Linked DNA regions of Homo sapiens: all the other regions are linked to region 1. Evidence: chromatin loops called from intact Hi-C (ENCODE). Cell type or tissue: endothelial cell of umbilical vein. All regions are shown on one strand.

Region 1 (2,500 bases):
TACTGAACTCATAAAAAAACAAAACAAACAAACAAAAAACCTCCCCATACACATATCCTGCTGGGCCCATACCTCTGTGTGTTTGCTCATGCTGGCCCCTCTGCCTTAACCTCCCTTTTGCCCCCAATTCCCACCAACCCACATGCTGTCCTTCTTCACCTAGCTAACTCAAACTCATCCTCCAAGCCTCAGCTCAGGTATCACCTCCTCCAGTAAGCCTTCCCTGACAGTCCAGGGTGATGTCTCTCCTTTGAGCACCTGTGGCCCCCTGTGCTCCCCTCTGGCATGACACACTGGATAGCACACTGCAATCGTCTATTTCCACCACCACCTTCTCCACCCAATTATGAGCACCTTGAAGCCAGGAACTATATACTAATCATAGAATTCTCTGCCTGTGATGGCACAAGGCATGGCACATCCTGGCATGCAATGTTCACTGGACTGACCTCTCTCTCTGAAATGTGGTGAGCTGCCACATGGTTTCTCCTCCTGTCCTCCCACAGCACAGAGCTTTACAGAGTTATTATTAATAATAATGGCTATCGCTGAGTAAACACATACTGTGTGCTCAGCGCTTCACCTACGTCATCTTATTTAATTTTCACAACCATCACAATGAGATGGGTTGTTTATGAATTGGCTGGCATATCAGATATACAGTTGTGAGAGATGCCTCTCAGATTTATAAGAAAATGTGGGGGAAGAGCCAAGTTAGGTACTTTTCATCACAGATATAATGACAATAATTCTAAAGTGGTTATATGAAGGAAAATATTGGTTTTATTCAGGTGAATGCAGTATGCTGTATCCTGGAATCCAGCAGGAAATCACAGGGCCTGGATATGCAGTCCTATCACTCCTTTAAAAAGGTATAAAAATCACATCGCTCCAACGAAATGCACTAGTGAAACATTAGTGAAATGGTACCTATTAGGTGATGATAGTGATACATTTACATCTAAAATGTTGGAGGAATAATCCTGATCAGCCGTGTAGCTCTGGCTTGTCATCTTTGTTTTGAAAGGGATGCGATGCATCGGTCTTTGCATTGTTGTGTGTTTGCCACATTCCGCCTCTAGGGGGCAGGGCAGTCTCATGTATTATTTTCCATTCTCAGCTTTCCAGCCTGATCAGGACCTTGATGTACGGTATGCCAGGCAGCCAGGAAATTTTCTGATACAATTTTTTTGAGGGAGGTAGGGGGCTGGCAACATGAATCTCATGCATCAGAAAATACAGTTTTATTCCTATTTACTACTTGAGAAAACTGAGGCTCTGAAAGTGAAGTGATTTGCCTAGAGTTACACAAAGTCCTTCCATGGCACCACACTTTCTCTGAATGCTAAGGTCCCAGAGAGCTTCAGCTACTAAGCACTGGGGAATGGGCTTCCCCGTGTAAATGCTTCCAACAGGCAGGCTTGGAGAGAAACCAAATACCATGAGGAAGTTATAGTAACTGGCAAATTATGTTGCCCTAAACGAGCTTCCCCAAAAGAGGAAGTAAGTCACTTACTAAGCATTCTTCCCCATGACCAATGTTTATGATCCTGCCAGGGAACACTGCAGTGAGTGAGGCAGAGGGGCCAAGTCTTATGTCAACCCTGAGATACCATGTCCAGCTCAGGGTCTGAGCTCAAGAAAGGTTTGATGGATAAATAAGCAACTTCCCACTGGGCTGAGTGAACTGCACACAGGTCCTGTGCAGGCCTCTTTGCTCCTTTCAGAACAGAAGACTTGGCATCGAGGGTCAGGACCACAGCCTGACATGGCAGGGAGAGATAATGATCAGCAGATTGGTCTAAATGTCTCCAAAGTCTCGTCCAAGTCTGCTACCTTGACATTCTATGAATCGGAAGGCTGGTGAGCGTGAGAAGAGACAGCAAAGGCCAAAATGGCTCCAGGGAGCATGAGAAAAAAGCCACAGAAAAGCCAAAAGAATTTATTTTTCCTTAGGGATGGGATCTCAATTTGTTGCCCAGGCTGGAGTGCAGTGGCACAATCATAGTTCACTGTAACCTCAACCTCCCTGGCACAAGTGATCCTCCCGCCTTGACCTCCCAAAGTGCTGGGAGCTACTGTGCCTACCCCAAGAGAATTCTGAAGTTGTCATTTCTTACTACAGGAGTCCTGGAAGGAAGAAAAAATTAGGTACCTTTGGCTATTAGTTCAGCAGGACTCAATCAGACATTCATTTATCTACTCAGTATTTATTAAGCAGCTACTATGTGCTGTGCTATGTGTTTCCAAGCTTTTAGCTCCTTCACTCATGCCCACAGCACCTAACACAGAACCTGACACACAAAATGCACTCAGTATATGTCAGTTAAATGTAAATCTGAAGGGGGTCTCAGTCTAACAGAGGGGACATGAGATGTAAACAACCATGAAGGAATAAAAAGGGGCAATGTGCTCATTGAGAGGGTCAAGGATAGACCAAACATCAGAGACACCAGCAAACAGACATAGGAGAGGTAACAGCTGAGTCCAGCCTGGGAAC
Region 2 (2,500 bases), 520 kb after region 1:
GCTATAGAACACTAGAACTTATTCCTCCCATCTAGCTATAATTTTGTTTCTGTTAACTAGCTTTTCCCTACCCTACCTTCCTCCCTCCCCTTTCCAGCTTTTAATGACCATGATTCTACCTTCTACTTTTATAAGCTGAATTTTTTTAGCTCCCACATATGAGTGAGAATTTCTGGCATTTATCTTTCTGTACCTGACTTATTTCACTTAACATTATATCCTATCCTCCAGGTTCATCCAGGTTGCCATGAATGACAGAATTTCATTCATTTTCATAGTTGAATAGTATTCCACTGTGTATATGTACCACATTTTCTTTATCCACTCATCTGCTGATGGACATTTAGGGTGATTACAAATTTTGGCTATTGTGAACAGTGCTGCAATAAACGTGAGGTTGCAGAGATCTCTTTGATATATTGATTTACTTTCTTTTGGATAAATACCCAGCAGTGGGATTTACGGATTATATGGTAGTTCTATTTTTAGTTTTTTGAGAAACTTCCACACTTTTTTTCCATAATGGCTGCACTACTTTACATTCCCAACAACAATGTATAAGAGTTCCCTTTTCTCCACATCCTTATCCACATTTGTTATTTTTTGTCTTTTTGTTTTTGTTTTCTTTTTTTTTTTGCTTTCCACATATTCTAATTTGTCTTTTTGATAATAGCCATTTTAACTGGGGTGAGATGAAGTTTCATTGTGGTTTTGATCTGCATTTCTCTGATTAGTGACGTTGGGCATTTTTTCATATACCTTTTGGCCATTTGCATGTCTTCTTTTGAGAAATGTCAATTCAGATCATTTGCCCATATTTTAATTGTATTATTATTGGGTTTTTTGCTGTCGTTATTTGAGTTCCTTATATATTCTGGTTACTAATCCCTTGAGAGCCTCTCAAACCTTTACTGTGGATGTGCATGCTCACAGTTATACACATTCTCCCAATCTCATAGAGTCCTGTTGGCAACAGTAAGCTACCTTCTTTTTCCTAGGGCAGTACACTGAAAGGCTGTAACATTGGATGCATGCTCCACTCCTCTCCCTCCCTCCTGAGGAAGAAGTCTCGGGGTCCCGTTCCTTCTCCTGATCCTACAGAACTGTACTGGCTGCGGTATGCTGTCCACCTTTTATCTTTTCTCTTGGCTGCCCCCAGGTGTTCAAACTATGCCAGTTCCCTCAGAAATCTCATACTGGAGATTGGTTGAGATAGGACAGAAACAGGTCCCTCAGGTAGTGCCTCAAAATACTAAGGATGTTGAATGCATGTTCCACTACATCTTCCTCCTGAAGAAGAAGTCGTGGGCTGAGACCATCTCTCTCAGCACTGAGCTGGCCCAGTGTAAGGGGGTGGCTTACGCAGGTAAAGTGAAATTCCTTTTCTTACTTGTTTCAATGTGGCTGTTACTGATTTTGTGCTTTTTTGAAGAACGACAATTTCTTAACTGGATTCTGAATTACTAATAAAGGTATTTTGGTCTCTGTATTGTTAAATTGGTGTTTCTGTGGTGGGATCAGGGCTAGGACTTCCTATTCTGCCACTTTGCTGACATCACTCCTAGATCTTACTTATCTAATAGAAACACTTACAAGCATATATTTCCATCTAAGCACTATTTTTACTAAATCCCATAAAATTTAATTTGTTGTGTGTTTCATTTTCATTTTGTTCAAAACAGTTTTCTAATTTCCCTTATGATTTATTTCTTTACCCATGGATTATTTGGAGTGTGTTGTTTAATTTCCAAATTTTTATTGATACATAATATTTGTACATATTTATGAGGTACATGTGATATTTTGTTACCTGCATGTATGTGTAATGATCAAGTTGGAGTATTTAGGGTATGCATCACCTCAAGTATTTATCATTTCTATGTGTTGGGGACATTACAAGTCCTCTCTTCTAGCTATTTTGAAATATACAATACATTGTTGTTAACTGTAGTTATCCTACTCTGTTATTGAACATTGGAACTTATTCCTTCTGTATAACTGTATGTTTGTACCCATTAACCAACCTCTCGGTTCATCTCCCTAACACATATCCTTCTCAACCTCTAATATATATCATTTTACTTTCTACCTCCAGATCAACTTTTTTAGCTCCCACATATGGGTGAGAACATGTGATATTTGTATTTTGGTGGTTGGTTTATTTCACTAAGCATAATGACCTCCAATACCATCCATGTTGCTATAAATGACATGATTTCATTTTTTATGGCCAAATAATATTATACTGTGTATACATACCACATTTTCTTTATCCATTCATCTGTTGATGGACACTTACCTTGAGTCTATATCTTTGCTATTGTAAGCAGTCCTGCAATAAACATGGGGGGGTGCAGGTATTCTTTAATATGCTAATTTAATTTCCTTTGGATAAATACCCAGTAGTGGGATTGCTAGATCATATCTTAGTTCTATTTTTAGTTTTTTGAGAGATCTCCATACTGTTTTTCATAGTGGCTGTATTAATTTACATTTCCAC
Region 3 (2,500 bases), 170 kb after region 1:
CTTTTCCCGTTTCAATATTTACATCTGACGCCCAATAAAAAATTATCAAGCATGCAAAGAAACAGGAAAATACAACCCATAATGAGGGGAAAAATAATCCACAGAACATGACCCAGAAATGATCCAGATGATAGAATGAGTAGAAAAAGGACGTGAAAACAGCTGTTATAAATATATTCCATACATTCAAGAAGGTATAGGAGCGGGGAATGGTGGCATGTGCCTGTAGTCCTAGCTACTCGGGAGGCTGAGGCAGGGGGATCATGTGAGCCCAGGAGTTTGAGGCTGCAGTGAGCTGTGATCACAGCTCTGCTGTACTCCAGCCTGGGTGACAGAGTGAGACCCTGTCTCTCTCTCTTAAAAAAAAAAAAGGCATAGGAAAGCATGAGTATGACTGAAATCGAGCACCAAAGGAAGACCCTTCCCTGTTGTCCCTGCACCCACCTTAGTTCAGGGTTGAGATCAGTCCTTGGAGAGAATACGGCTGTGACTCTTTGAATGGCAGAATTTGCTGGAAATCTGCTTGCTGGAACTTGCCAGAAATCCACCATCTAGAGTGCCAGTGAAAGCTGTTCATGGGGAGGTGTCTCACTGGAGGCACTCTGCCACAAAACTACCTGAGGGAGAGTGCCAGGGGATGTTGCTGGCTACTGGGTGCTGTTGGCTGCCCTGCACTACAAAAGCTGGAAAATGGAGAAGCTGTGAGTCCTTCAGGAGCCAGAGGCAAACTGCTACTAACCCATCTGATGGGGAATTCCAGAGGGAGGCTGCTGGCTACTGGGTGCTGCTGGTCACCACACACTGTGGGAGCCAGGCACTGGAGAAGTTGTAGGACTCTGTTGCTATAGAAAGCTGCAGACACTGCAGTAACCTGCAAAGTGGGCACTCCAGCACCGGGAAGCAAAACCTTTTTCCTTCTTGAAATGTCTCTCCAGTGCCCTCTACTGGCAAAGCTTCAGTGCCAGGTGGCAAAGGAAACAAGTAAAGGGACCAGATCTGTTTTCACAGAGCAGGCAGAAGAGTGAATTTGAAGCTGAGAGGTAAAAATTGGTAAGTGGTACAGTCCACCCCTTTGACTTCTTGGCTTTCATGTGCACATATTTGAATTCTTGTACAACAAAACAGCTTGGGCGAGGTGGGAGGATCATTCGAGGCCAGGAGTTTGAGGTTATAGTGAGCTATGATCCCGCCATTGCACTCCAGCTTGGGTGACAGTGCAATACTCTGTCTCAAAAAAAAGAGAATAACACAACTTTACTCCTACCCAACAAGATATAGCTATCCTTCTTACAAGGGAGGAAGTTGTTACCCTTTCACCCAAATGAGAAGACACATCACTTTCTGTATTAATTACTCCTCAAATTTAGCCATGGTCCTGCTGATATCCTAGTACCTAAAGAGTAAATTGTAAAATTACCTTCCAACTTCTTGTATATAAAATAAAAATGGGAAAAAGAGAAAAAGAACATGGCTAGATTATGCAAATAAACACATACATATAACAAGCAGAAGGCAAATGAGGAAAGGTAATATAGTACTCATTTCTGTAATTGATCTCAAGGCTGTAATTGACATCTATGGCTTCCTTCTTCTGTTATTATCCATTCTGCATTTCCCCTGCCTTCATTCAGAACCTCAGATGCTCTTTTCTACCTGAAGGAGTCACCCAAACTTTCATTCTGGAAGGGTCTGAGTACTTGATCATCCTGCCTGTTTTGAGTTACTAGAGTTTAACCTTTTAATGGAGTTTAACCATTAATCTTTACTATGGGGGCCAGGCACGGTGGCTCACACCTGTAATCCCAGCACTTTGGGAGGCCAAGGCAGGCAGATCACCTAAGGTCAAGAGTTTGAGACCAACATGGCAAAACCCCGTTTCTACTAAAAATACAAAAATTAGCCAAGCGTGGTGGCATGCGCCTGTAGTCCCAGCTACTCAGGAGCCTGAGGCAGGATAATCACTTGAACCCGGGAGACGGAAGTTGCAGTGAGCCAAGATCGTGCCACTGTACTCCAGCCTGGGTGACAGAGTAAGGCTCCGTCTCAAAACAAAAAACAAAACAAACAACAACAACAACAATAACAAAACTTTACTATTAGGCATGGAAGTACTAAGAGGCACCCCAGATAATTCTCCGGGTTGCAAACATGGTCCTCTTTGCCTCCCTTGTGTAGCAACAGCTCAACTTCCACTTGGTAATTAGGATCAATCACTCGAGCCAGTAAATTAAGTCTTACCTCATCCCCTTTTTTGGCTTGTGGTTTCATTGGCATAAGGAGCCCAAAATGTCACACATTTTTCACTTTCCAATTCACTGGAATTATTGTTGTGTCCCCTGGAAGAAACAGTCTCCCTTTGAGGACTAAGATCTCCAAACTAGCAAAGCTCAAAATTGCTGAGACAGGAAGCAAAAATTCTGTGAGTAGGTTATTAGTTGTAATAATGAGAGGAGCTACTCCTACTTCTACCCCTTGGTTTCAGGACCCATTTATTCTGGCT

What was found. Peaks named below come from ENCODE experiments on the same cell type or tissue, not always from the same donor. Only the 100,000 strongest peaks of a DNase experiment are listed, where the experiment ranks them.
Region 2: a loop joins it to region 1, with 10 times the contacts of the local background. A loop is called at or near these places in 8 of 110 quality-filtered maps.
Region 3: a loop joins it to region 1, with 11 times the contacts of the local background. A loop is called at or near these places in 28 of 110 quality-filtered maps.

The regions. Positions count from the first base shown.
Region 1 is chrX:53,312,055-53,314,554 of GRCh38, forward strand. The region is part of intron 1 of IQSEC2 (IQ motif and Sec7 domain ArfGEF 2); the gene reads right to left. Among named protein-coding and RNA genes, the nearest start is that of IQSEC2, 8.0 kb to the right of the region's middle. In endothelial cell of umbilical vein, a CTCF peak has its summit at 1,094 (motif pointing right); DNase peaks (open chromatin) are centred at 1,107 and 1,477; H3K27ac peaks cover 619 bases.
Region 2 is chrX:53,830,933-53,833,432 of GRCh38, forward strand. No RefSeq gene overlaps it. Among named protein-coding and RNA genes, the nearest start is that of HUWE1, 150 kb to the left of the region's middle. In endothelial cell of umbilical vein, a CTCF peak has its summit at 1,163 (motif pointing left); a DNase peak (open chromatin) is centred at 1,159.
Region 3 is chrX:53,481,353-53,483,852 of GRCh38, forward strand. No RefSeq gene overlaps it. Among named protein-coding and RNA genes, the nearest start is that of HSD17B10, 48 kb to the left of the region's middle. In endothelial cell of umbilical vein, a CTCF peak has its summit at 955 (motif pointing left); a DNase peak (open chromatin) is centred at 919; H3K27me3 peaks cover 162 bases.